Regions from separate parts of the Mus musculus genome. Here region 2 is linked to region 1. Evidence: chromatin contacts called from ENCODE Hi-C data. All regions are on one chromosome and are shown on one strand. The core of a region is the stretch at or near the end of the contact, and the rest is flanking DNA. Distances in the headings are between cores, read along the strand shown.

Region 1 (6,090 bases), core at 2,542-5,041:
CCTGGCCACAACCTGTGGGGCCATGGGTCCAAATGCTTGTCTCTAGACACCTAGCTCCCAACACTTTCATATCCACAGCACCCGAATCCCAGCCCCACTAGTGCCTATCAAACAAGCTTATGAAGGGTTGCTTGGTCATCTTCCCACCTGCCCTGCCCAGACGAACAGCTGGAGAGAGGCTAGCTGCCTAGTTACTCACAAGCAGCTACCCCTGCCAGGGGGCTCGGGTGGCCCCTCATGGGCTCCCATAGGCCATAGTCTTCAAAGTCCAGTACAAACATTTCCAAATCCTCTGAGGCCACTAAGTCACCAGCGCTGGGGCTTGGATTCCTCCCAGGGCCTTGGTCTTCAGTGTCCCCGGGCTTAGGACTCAGAGTCCCATTGGGCTCCATGACCTTGTCCAGCGGGCTTGTCATTCCCCTGGTGGCCAAGGCCTCACTCAGCCCTGGCTGTCCCAAGAATTGGGAGCCCCTGCCGGAGCTGCCTTTGCCCACACAGAGCTGGATGTGGTAAGGTTTCCTGCTTCCAATTCTCCTCGTCCCCCAAGTCTGATCCTGTCGTTATCAGCCCCCACCCTAGATCTGTAAATACACCCTCCCGATGACCCCCCACTGCCGCTACCATCGGATTGTTCCTGTCCCTGTCCTCAGGCCCTGGCAACTTTCCATGACGTATTGAGCTCAAAGCCCTAACTCCCCCCACCTCTGCCCCCGCCCACACCCTGTGAATCTTAGGAGGAGGAGGAGGGCAGGAGACCAGCGATGCCCCTTGCCTGGGCACAGAGCCCCGTGGGTGATGACAGGTGGCACCAAAACCAGGCACTGATAAGATGGAAGGAATGTGCCGAGATCACAGCCAGGCCAGGGCAAGGGTGGTAGGAAGGAGTGAGGGCAGCTGCAGGCCTGGCTTGGGAAGAGGTGAGGCCAGGAATGGCAGCTCAGCCCTCAGCCTCCAGGCAGGTGGGTTAACATGGCGTTTACAAAGGAAGAGATCTCAGGAGAGCCTTCCTCCAAGGGGGTCGATTTATGCAATAGGTGACTCAGAGAGCACTCCCGAGTGACACTAAGGAAAACAGCTCTGGAAGAGCGGTGGCTTAGTCAGATGAAGCTCTCTCTGCCACGGGGCTACTATGGAAAGGACTAGGTGGGGACACCCTCTTCAAGGTCCCGCCACGGGGTCTCACTCACTCTTCATGTCGTCCAGATCGGCAGAACCCAACATTTGAGCCTCCGCCTCGTCAGTGGGCACCCGCTGCTCTGGCCCAGGGTTGCCCAGGGCACTGCCTGGGCACAATCGCTCCCGCAGGTCATAGCTGGCTGATGGACTCCAGGGCCGGCTCTTCTCTGTGGAGATTCGGGAAGCCCGGGCCCGGGGACTGGGGGAGCTGAGGAAGTTATGAGGCTTTAGGTTTGATGGAGAGAGGCAAGGAGCTGCTGAACTAATGAGCTCTTATACACGCCCCCCTCCCCAGCCTCGAGAACAAGAGTGAATACAGAGGCCTCCTTTCCCAGCATGCTCATTCCTTCCCACTCGCTGGCTCAGCTTGTCTACCTGTACCCCTCTCTCTTCACCAACACCTCAGGCCTAGAGGACTCTTGGCCTCTTGGCTCTACTCTCTCTTCTCCCCTCTTGCTCCCTCCTCCCACTTGTAAACCATGGAGTCGGATGAGACTCTCCTCACTCTCTCGGCTTTCCGGGTCATACCTACAGACACTACTCAGGGTTAGGAATCAGGCAAGTGTCAGGGACTTGGGCCACCTGCTCTGGATTGCAGTGGGTTCTGCTCAGTGAGGGCTGGGTCCAGGGAGCTGGGACTAGTACCTGCCGGAGCGCTGGGGGCTCTGGTCAGACTGCAGGCCCACAGAAGGCAAGGCCTTGGCACAGGGAGCCTTGACAGGAAGGCCTGGGCTGTCATCTTCATCACTTCCAATGGAGAACTGTGGACATACATGGACAGACTCATCACTCAGGAGCCACCTCGGTCACATCAGGTCTTGACCAGCCAGCCCTCTGTCCATGAGGAGACCCTACCTTTGCTTTCTGTGGGGGACCTGGGGGTAGAGGCTCCACAGGCTCTGCCTCAGACTCTCCCTCTTCTTCCTCTTCTTCCTCCTCCTCCTCTTCTGCTCCAGCTCCCCCCTCCTCCTGGATAGGGGGTGTCCCTTCTGATGGGGGAGCAGAGGTTTTCTCTTTCTTCCTCTTCCTCCTGGTGTGCCGAGCAGAGGTGGGGGGCGGTCGCCGAAGCTTGTGGGGTGGAGGCAGGCGGGCTGAGAGCGGGTGATGGGTGTGGTGGGATGTGTGCCGGTGAACTGGAGGTGCAGGAGAGTGGGTTGAGACCCCTGAAGCAGAGTGGGGCTTCCCCCACAAGGAGTTCACACCTTATTCTAGCGTGAGATCTAAAACAAAGGCACCCCCAGTCTTTCTTCTAGAGCCAGGACACCCCTCCCAACTATGCATCCCTGCTCCTGTCATTGGTGAGGCCAGGTGGAGTGGGGACAAGAGTGACATAGAGAGAAAGTCGCAAAGGGGAGTCGGGAGATGTGGTACCGAAGAAAGAGAGAAGCTGAGGGAAGACACATCAGGAAACACAGTGGGGCAGAGGGTGAGTGGGACCCAGTGCACGATGAAGGTCACTGAGAGAGACCTCAGGCGCATCTCCCCTACATCTCCCCTGACAGGTGAACAAGGTGATGATGGTATGAGAGGCAGGATGACTTAACATGGCATGGTGGCCCAGCACAGCGTCCAGCACAGGATGACACTGAGTGATCAAGCCGGAGGTGAGCGCAGTAATGGTGGCGATGAAGGTGATGGTGGTGAAGGCTGGGGTGCTAGGGGTCCCCAGGCTACCCACACTCAAAGTCCCGCTCGCTGTAGCTGCGGCTAGGCTTCTCGGGGTCCCAGGCCGGGGTCTTGCTGATGAGGTCCCCAAACCTGCTCACAGCCAAGGTCTTGCCCAAGTCATCATCTTCCTCTTCTACATCTGGACCCAGAGGGGGCTCCTCCAAGGGCACCCGGACCTGCAGGCCAGATAGCCTCTCCTAAGGACCCCTAGTTCATGAACACTCCCCACCCAACCCCAACTCCATACTTCAAGGGCCTTCCCAACACCTTCACCCTTGCCTGCATCAACATCCCCAAAACACCCTCTGAGGGCTTCCCCCCAGGTTGTGGGAGCACCAGCCACAAGTGCATGAAATACCGAAGACCCCCTATTCCTCTACACTACCAATACAGCTCTACATCTGGATCTGGTGGTCCCAGGGTCATCCAGAGGACACCCCGCCCATCCTGCCCCTCCTCCCCCACCCCACCCCCACGCATCAGTCACCTGGGGTAGGGGGGAGGCGCCCCCGGGCGGCGGGATCACCCCATTAGCCATGGCAGGGCTGAAGACTGAAGACTTAGGAGTCTCTCAATCACTATGGGACCCAAACCCTGGGTGAGAAGAAGGGGGCGCTGCAGAGACCTCTTGGGGAGCCTTGAGGAAGGAGGGCGGGGTCAGAAATTGCGCTGGTGGGCCCCCTCCGGGGTGCTCCATCCCGGTGCCCAGCCCGCTCTCCCTTCCGAGGCCCAACCCGGTCCATGTTAGTCCGCTGTCCCTACCCGGCCCGGCGCCCACGCCTTGCCCTTAAGTACCTCCGGGCTCCGGAACCTGCGGGGCTTGGGAGAGCCGCCGCGCCCCATGTCCCTCCCCGCAAGCTCCGGGGCGCGGCTGCCGGGTTCCCGTCCGGCCTCTCGCCGCGCAGAGCCCGGCCAGGCGGACGCAGGCGCCGGAGCCTGCAGTCCACGGCTCCACCTCCTAGCGCTCGGCTGTGCCAGCCCGCCGCCGCCCGGCCGCACAATGGGAGTGGACGATCCCTGACTTACCCCGACCAGGCCAGCGTGGGCCCCGCGCTCGGGTCCCCGCAGGATCCCACCTGCCCGCAAGACCCCTCTCCAGGCGCCCCACGCATTGCGGGGGGGGGGGAGGAGGGGCGGGTGCACGGCCCTAAATTCCCACAATCCCTCAAACACACTCCTCCACCTTGCTTTTAGCCACCCCTCCCTTTCCCTCAGGAGCCCTGGAGGAGACCCTCTTCGCACATACAAGCCTCTCCAGCTTGGACACGAGATCAGAGACCCCTGAAAGCCATTGCCCTCAACACCTCCAGCCTCAGCTCAACTGATGCCCTTCAAAGGCTGGCTTCTGGCGCTGGGCGCCACCCACCATTTGACCTTGGCACATTATCTACCCATCAGTAGCCAGAGGCAGCTGAAACAGGGGCATTCCAATTGGGCCAACCACTCTAAAATCCTGTGGCTAAGCTCTCACTGTTCCTCCACCCGAATCCCGCCCCTGCTCCTCCAACCGTGGAGGACCTATCTCACTTTCCAAGGTCAGAGAGATGTTCGCAAAGGGCACCTGGACACCCCCACCCCCCACCCCCAGTGTTCTCTGAGTCTCTGAAACTGGGCATCTAGAATAACCCATGCTCATAAAAGCCCTGAATGACAGTCCGTTTAAGCCAGACCCCTACACCTTAGAACAAACAAAGGGAGAAGAACTGGGGGTCAGCAGAAGGTGGGGTGGGAAGGAGGGGAGAGAAGCATGTACAAAGTAGAAGCTGCTCTGACCCCTGCGCTGCGAGATCTCAGCCCTACCCAAGGGAAGAGTGTACACACAGAGCCCTGGGGATTGCTTGAAGCAGCTGGTCGCATCCCATCTACAATCAGTTCAAACAGTTCAGGATCCCCAGGCCAGAGAAATGATCCTGCCACAACTAAGATGGATCTTCTGAGAGCTGGGCATGGAGGTACCCGGCTTTAATTCCATCGCTTAAAAGGCTGAGAGCCTGGCAGTGGTGGCACACGCCTTTAATATCCACACTTTGGAGGCAGAGGCAGGCGGATTTCTGAGTTCGAGGCCAGCCTGGTCTACAGAGTGAGTTCCAGGACAGCCAGGGCTACACAGAGAAACCCTGTCTCGAAAAACAAAAACAAACGAAAAAGGCTGAGTAGTCTCTAGGGGTTCAAGGCAAAACCTGGTCTACACACTGAGTTCCAGCCAGCCAGCGCTACATATTAAAACCCTGTCTCAAAAAACAACAACAAAACCCTATCAACGGAACAAACAAAAAGCCAGTTTATCCATATCAATCCAGAGAATCCCAGATAGGCATGGCCCACCTCTGAGGTGATTCTAGATGTCATCACGTTGACAATTTACACTAACCATCCTAGGGAAGTATTATTCCTTTGTCTGAGAACATGGGGATGCAGGAAGGCGTGATCCCCCATAGAGGTTCACCTAGGAAGAAGGTTACCCACAAGTTTGGGCATCCTTGGTGGATTGCAGATGATGGCTGTCTGAGCCCCGGCCATTTATTCCAGACTTCTCACAGTCATCCGTGTTTACAAAGATGTCAGCACTGGGTGTCAGCTATGCAGAAACAGGACATGTGAGTTGCTTTCCTAAAGCCAAGCCCATGACGCCCATGGGCTGGCGTTGAATTGTGTCCCCTGAAACTCACATGCGAATTCTCAACGTCCATGACCTCAGAATGAGCCCTTATTTGGAAATAAGACCATTGTAGTTGTTAAGGGCATCCTGGAGTGGGGTGCTCTCCTTTCTTATCCGATATGGTGTGTCTATAAAAAGGGGAGATTTGGACACAGACACACATGGAAAGAACACTGTGTGAAGACTGGCGGCATGCCACCACAAGCCAAGGAAACTCCAAAACACGGAGAGGCCTGGAACAGGTCCTTCCTGTGCATCTTCAGAAAGAACTGGTGTCTGCAGATACTTGACTTCAGACACTGTGAAGCTGTTCTCTCTGTTACCCTTCATTGCAGCAGCCGCAGTGAAGTAACCTGTTGCCCCTGTCCTTCACCCTGAGCCAGCTAACTTGGCCTTAGGATTTTTTAAAAGATTTGTTTGTTTGTTTGTTTGTTTGTTATAAGTACACTGTAACTGCCTTCAGACACACCAGAGGAGGGCATCAGATCCCATTACAGATGGTTGTGAGCCACCATGTGGTTGCTGGGAATTGAACTCATGACCTCTGGAAGAGCAGTCAGTGCTCTTAACCACTGAACCATCTCTCT
Region 2 (6,090 bases), core at 1,733-4,232, 40 kb before region 1:
GAGCCCAACGGTGTGTGCCTATATAACCCAGGTGTAATAGAGCATGCCTATAATCCCAGCACTCGGGAGATTAAAGTGGAGGATCAGGAGGCAAATTTCGGTGCTGTTCTCAATATTATCTTCCATGTAGAAGACACCTGGGTCACAGACTCCAGGGGCATCCCTTTTTTTCCTCCAGAATGTCTGGAACTCCCAGGATGCTCTGAGTTCACACGGCTGGTACTACAGCTGCAGGGCCAGCCAGAGCACCTATACATGGCCTCCCACAGGACGGCCACTGAGCTTGGGGAGAAAGTCTCCAAGGTGTGGGGTCTGGGGAATGAGCCACACAAGGATATCGAGTGGAAAGAGCAATTTCTCCGGCTCAGCCCTTGTGCACTCTCTGCCATCTCCCCCAGACATAGCCCACCTAGAATCGAGAAAAAGTGCCCTGACCCCACTCTTTTGCCCCAGGAATTTCAGAGCTTCGTTCTCTAAGCCCCATCCTCATCAAATAAGCAAAATGACTCCCAGGTTGGAAGCTCATATCCAGAGCCACCAGTACGCTAAGCAAGGGCTGGTCTCTAACCCTGGTGCAGTGTGTGGTTCCCCCAAAGGCAAACATCTCCCTTGCCCCAAGAGGAGCTCCACAGAGTACCCTCTCCTGACAGCACTTTACAGATAAGAACACTCTTAAACCCTCTGCCTTCCTTTCCATCCGTCAAGAGCCGCTTCTCACCTCCAAGTTACCCTCCAGCAAAACCCTGCTCTTAGAAAGCGAGCTCTGCAAGCTGGTGCCTCTATTAAGACAGAGCGTTTGACACACCCTGCATTCCATTCAAAACACCCTCAGCTGTCACTTACATAAGAGAACTAGGCAAAGCAGATGGAGCAGCCCAGCGGTGTCTTTGCCTGGGGCAGTATATGCTAATATCTTGGCACAGGCACCTTGAACCACTTTGTTTCCCAGCAAAGTTCCATCAGTTGGAAAGTTCGAGATCAGGAAACGTGAAGAGAGGAAGCTGTTCCTTTTCTTCCTCCAGAAGTTAAAACCACCTTCTTGCTAATTGAATGGCAGTGGAAAATCTTTAGAGCAAATCTTCCAAATCAGCAGGGAGGAGAGCTGGATGCTGCGTAGGGAAAGATACTTGTTCTAGTTTGCTCCATCTTGCTGTGAGAAAACACTCTGACCCAAAGCAACTTGCTGGAGGAGAGAGTTTATTACCTCTTAACCTTCCAGGTCACAGTCCACCACTGAGGGACGTCAAGGCAGGAACTCAAGACAAGAGCTTGAAGCAGAAACCATGGAGGAATGCTGTTTGCTGGCTTGCTGTCTCTGACTCACTCACTGCCTCATGCTCAGCTAGCTTTCTTAAGCCGCCCACATCCACCTTCCTAGGGATGGAACCACCCACAGTGGGCACACACACACACACACACACACACACACACACCTTTTTTTAGGAAACAGCTCTTCTCTCTATACCCCTGAGAAAAGCATAGAGCCCAGACTGGACTACACCTAGCAAACAAGTCCCTTTGATATCAGTGATTTGGCCAGGCTTGGGTAAACAAGCAATCAAGCCAAACCAATCACAGCTTGTTTGGTTTCAGGAATGTTTCCAGCTGGAGTTGGCAGGAGGAACTCTTCTATCCAGAGGACACTCCACAGGGCCCAAGAATCTCCTTTCTCTGGGCCAAATCACTAAACTCCAGCCTCTTCATTGGTGGTGCGAGTATGTGCACGTTCCTTGGCAAGGCTCCAATTCCTTGTGAGTAAGATGGATATAATTATGCAGAGACAGAAGAGTGAGATGGCAGGGAGGGTCAAAGGGCATCAGTGACAACCCTCCCCACACCTCCACACCGCCAATGGCAACCGGTAAGGAACAGAAGACGCCAGAGAAAAACCCGAGGTTCCCAACAGGAAAAAGGCAAGCACTGTGTAAAGGCTCCTAAAAGCTCGTAACTCTAAAGGGATGACGTCATTGAACTTGTAATCTTCTTCCCCTGGCTCTCTGACCCACATCCTTGCTTGCAAGGGCTCTCGTCCTGAATAAACTGTTCCTACCACTGTCCATGTGTCTCTGGTCTGGTTTGCAGTTCCAGAACACAAGGACCTGGAAATCCCAGCAAGTGCCGCTAGACTCTAATATCTGCCTATCCAAATGCCTTATATCTTTATTCCAAGGTTACATGAACTAAGTCTGTTACATGCTTAGAATTGTATCAGCTCTTCCTAAGAACTCAGTGGATGGTTCTTTTTTCCAGACAGCATCCCAGAGCTGCTGACACTGTAAAAGCTGTGTTAGAGATCCACAGACTAGAGGGAGCCCGGCCTCAAAGAAATCTGTCCTCAGATGAAATCTACCCTAGTAGCAAGTCAGTCCTCAAGAAAGTCAACCCTCAAGTGAAGTCTGTCTTTATAGAAAATTATTGTGGGGAGGCTGGAGAGATGGCTCAGCGGTTAAGAGCACTGACTGCTCTTCCAGAGGTCCTGAGTTCAAATCCCAGCAACCACATGGTGGCTCACAACCATCTGTAATGAGATCTGATGTCCTCTTCCTGTGTGTCCGAAAACAAGAAAAGAAAAGAAAATTGTCATGGAGGTAAATAGAGGAAGAACCCAGCCTTCTGCTACTTGGTCAGAGGAGTCTCTAAATTCTACTGTTTTTTTCTTTTTGTCTTATTATCAATATGCTTTTGTTTATCAAATTCCCCTTTTGAAAGTATAAGCACATTCAAGTTCAATTTCTGCAAGATATATCTAAAAAGGCATTTGAATTGCACTGTGTTTAAAAGTCAAATTTTTCCTCAGAAATCCACCCATGATGTGTATCCCTGACTGCACACAATACTGAGGCAACAGCAGGCTTATCTGTGTTTTCCTTTCTTGTTCCTTTTTCCTAAAATTACTTGCCAAACTCCAAGAATTCAAGTCAAGCTGGAAGAGATCCCAAAAGGGGGTAATGCGGAAATCCGACCCAGACACAGCGAGTCACAAATGGGGAAAATAGCACAGTCCTGCAATATCCTGGGACCCAAATTCTAAGAACCTCCTGGAACCTGCAACTCCTGCTCTTCAGGGACAATGAGAGGCCAAGTTAGAACTCAGGCTCTAGACCTCAAGTAATAAGCAAAATCAGAGGCAGAAGAAACCCAACTAAAAGCCAAGAAAAAAAAAGGAGAGGACCCACTCTCACCGCATCTTCCATCATGGCTGTGGTGAATGGAGCCATTAACATGTAAGAAGGAAGCTTTATAATTATCTACAGCAAGCTTTGACTCCATACTTGGCAAGCTAAGGAGAGACAAGTTAAAAGCAACAGAATTGCCTGGTGTGGTGGTACATGCCTTTATTCCCAGAACTTGGGAGGAAGAGTCAGGAAGATCCCAAGGCCAGTCTGGTCTACACAGAGAAGTGCTGTCTCAAAAACTTAAAATAAATAATGAAGAAGAAAAAGAATTCAATAGGAGGCTAGCTATAAAAATGGATATCTGAAAATCAATAGCTTATTCTGCACACACAACTGATTTGAAAATATAATGAAAGAAAAAAATCTCATTTAAATTGCCAAATATATCACACACACACACACACACACACACACACACACACACACAAAATATAAAACTAAACCTAATAGAAATATTCAGGATCTATATGATGTTTTAAAATGTTTAAATTCTAATGAGAGTCTTCATAAATTTTTCAAAACCAACAGATGACAAGGCAGTGTGGGAGAAATTCCTTATGGTGCCCAAGAATAGAAATGAGAGAAGGCAGAGGAAGAGAATGCAAAAAGGCCGAGGAGCCTGGCTAGTCTTGGGACCCACCAAGTATGGCTGCCAGTGTGGACCCGCCAAGTATGGCTGCTGGGGAACTCCCTGGACCTAGGGCCTGGGCACAGGCAGGAGGAGCCAACAGGCCTGCCCTCCTAGACCAAGACAAACCTGACCAAGCTTCCTCACCCCGAGTGCGTCTGGTTTCAGCTTTTTCTCCAACTCTACAGGTTGTGGATAAGCTCAGCCCACAGGTCACACTCAGGTTACAGTTGCTGGAGTTACTTTTTGGGAGTTTGGAGGAAGCCAAATGAAATACCAATCGTTCACTTAGGCCTGAGAAGTGAGCTTCTGTCATCAAAGGGTCTTCACCCTCAAAGTGTGGTAAACGCTGACATTTTCTGAGCACACGCCTGGGGAGCTGTGACATGTGCGCATGCGTGCTCAGAGAACTGACCTCCTGCTTTCTCCCTCAGTCCATCCATCACTTTCACCCATGTCTTAGACCACCCTGCTTCTTGATCTCACAAATATCCTTAAACTCTGCATTTGGGGAGACAGACTGAAGCTTACTCTCCTATTTCCACACAGGAATAAATCTCTCTCTCTCTCTCTCTCTCTCTCTCTCTCTCTCTCTCTCTGTCTTTCTCTTGTGCAAAACTCAGCTCTTCAGTGATCTGCAAACTGTGTAGCAAGTTTGGCCCAGTAACACTACCATCAGCCTCTGAGCCTCCTCTCCTCCCCCAGGGTAGTGCCACCGTCTGGGATTCCAAATATAAGGGCAACCCCCGGAGTAAAGCAAGCCAGCAAAGATGGAGTCTACACAGCAGGACACTGCTGTTAGAAACTCTTTCCCCTTCCAGTGAGTGAAAATCAGACCTCACTCCACTCCCAGTTCACTTAATTCACTCTGGTGAACCCACATCTTCTTCCCAGCTTCCCTACGGTAGAAGAAACCCACGGCAAATACCCATGTGTCCAGTTTCCTGAAGCTCAGCTCGAATAAACCAAGTACCCAAGTCAAATAATGATGGTGGTAATATTGTTATCAAGTGAATTAAAAGATGTTGCTTGAGGGCTGGTGAGATGGCTCAGTGGGTAAGAGCACCCGACTGCTCTTCCGAAGGTCTGGAGTTCAAATCCCAGCAACCACATGGTGGCTCACAACCACCCATAATGAGATCTGATGCCCTCTTCTGGAGTGTCTGAAGACAGCTACAGTGTACTTACATATAATAAATAAATAAATAAATCTTTAAAAAAAAAAAAGATGTTGCTTGAATATCAAGTTATTCTGGATGAGAACAAGGCAACACCCTTTACAATGCACAGTGGGCAACTTAGTACATTCACATCCAACTGTTGGATATTAAGGAGTAATTTCTCATCCTGTTCCAGTTGCCTGGAAACCCCTGCCTCCCTTCACTTCTTTGAGTTGAAGACACTGGTGTGCTCTTTGAAGACATAGGTATCAGCTAGGAAGGTGGATACATAAATCACTGTCTTTCGCTAATCTCACAGGTGAAAGCGGTTCATCAATCAATAATTTTTCTCCCTTCTGCCATGATTTGGGATGATGTGTCTACACTAAGCAGAGTCGGGGAGGGGAGGGGACTAGGGGACACCTGTTCTGGCCTCTGTGTTTTCACCTGGAAAATACTATAAGAGAGATTTGATTATCCCTAGAATTCTGAGATCCACTGGTGTGGTCTGAATGTTCTCTCTCTCTCTCTCTCTCTCTCTCTCTCTCTCTCTCTCTCTCTCTCCCTCTCTCTCTCCCCCCTCTCTCTCTCTCTCAGAGAGAGAGGAGGGGGAGAGAGAGAGAGATCATACGTTAAAACGTAACTACTGTGTAATCCTGAGCTGCAGAGTCTTTAGAAGTGGTTAGTCCATGAATCAGGGTGCTCATGAATGAGATTAGTGACTGTTTAAAAAGGGTAAGTGAATGAACTTAGCAGACATTAAATTAAGAGAATATATCAGGAACAGAAAGACAAATTAGGGGAAAGTGTTAAAAGTTGAGCTTGATGAGGCCAGCCTGGTCTACCGATAAGTTCTAAGGATAGCCAGGGATACACAGAAAAATGCTGTCCAAAAAAAAAAAAAAAAAAAAAAAAAAGCTGAGCTTGGGCCAGCAAGATGGCTCATGGGTAGAAACACTTGCCTGATGAGCTGAGTTCCCACAAGCACAAGGCCAATTCCCACAAGTGTTCCTCTGACCTCCACCCAGACATCATGGCACACTCATACATACACCATACATACATGCATGCATACATACATATATACATGCATATGTACATGCATACAAACACAATACACCATACA

The links. A loop is a pair of places that touch in the nucleus more often than their neighbours do.
Region 2: a loop to region 1 is called in a map of left cerebral cortex, with 2.1 times the contacts of the local background. The contact joins the enhancer-like site here to the promoter of Slc4a3 in region 1. A Hi-C loop is called at or near these places in 7 of 37 maps with a recorded cell type or tissue (CH12.LX, heart and left cerebral cortex).

What each region holds. Positions count from the first base shown.
Region 1 is chr1:75,544,163-75,550,252 of GRCm38, reverse strand. Slc4a3 (solute carrier family 4 (anion exchanger), member 3) reads right to left here and starts at 3,791. Exons shown (of 23, transcript NM_001357150.1): 1 at 3,640-3,791; 2 at 3,332-3,481; 3 at 2,855-3,020; 4 at 2,032-2,309; 5 at 1,822-1,937; 6 at 1,188-1,384. The coding sequence starts at 3,382.
Region 2 is chr1:75,583,827-75,589,916 of GRCm38, reverse strand. No RefSeq gene overlaps it. Among named protein-coding and RNA genes, the nearest start is that of Slc4a3, 40 kb to the right of the region's middle. Within about 2 kb of position 2,982, at least 1 of the 3 ENCODE cell types and tissues checked has a DNase peak (open chromatin) inside an H3K27ac peak, as active enhancers do; it is left cerebral cortex, where a contact is called at or near this core.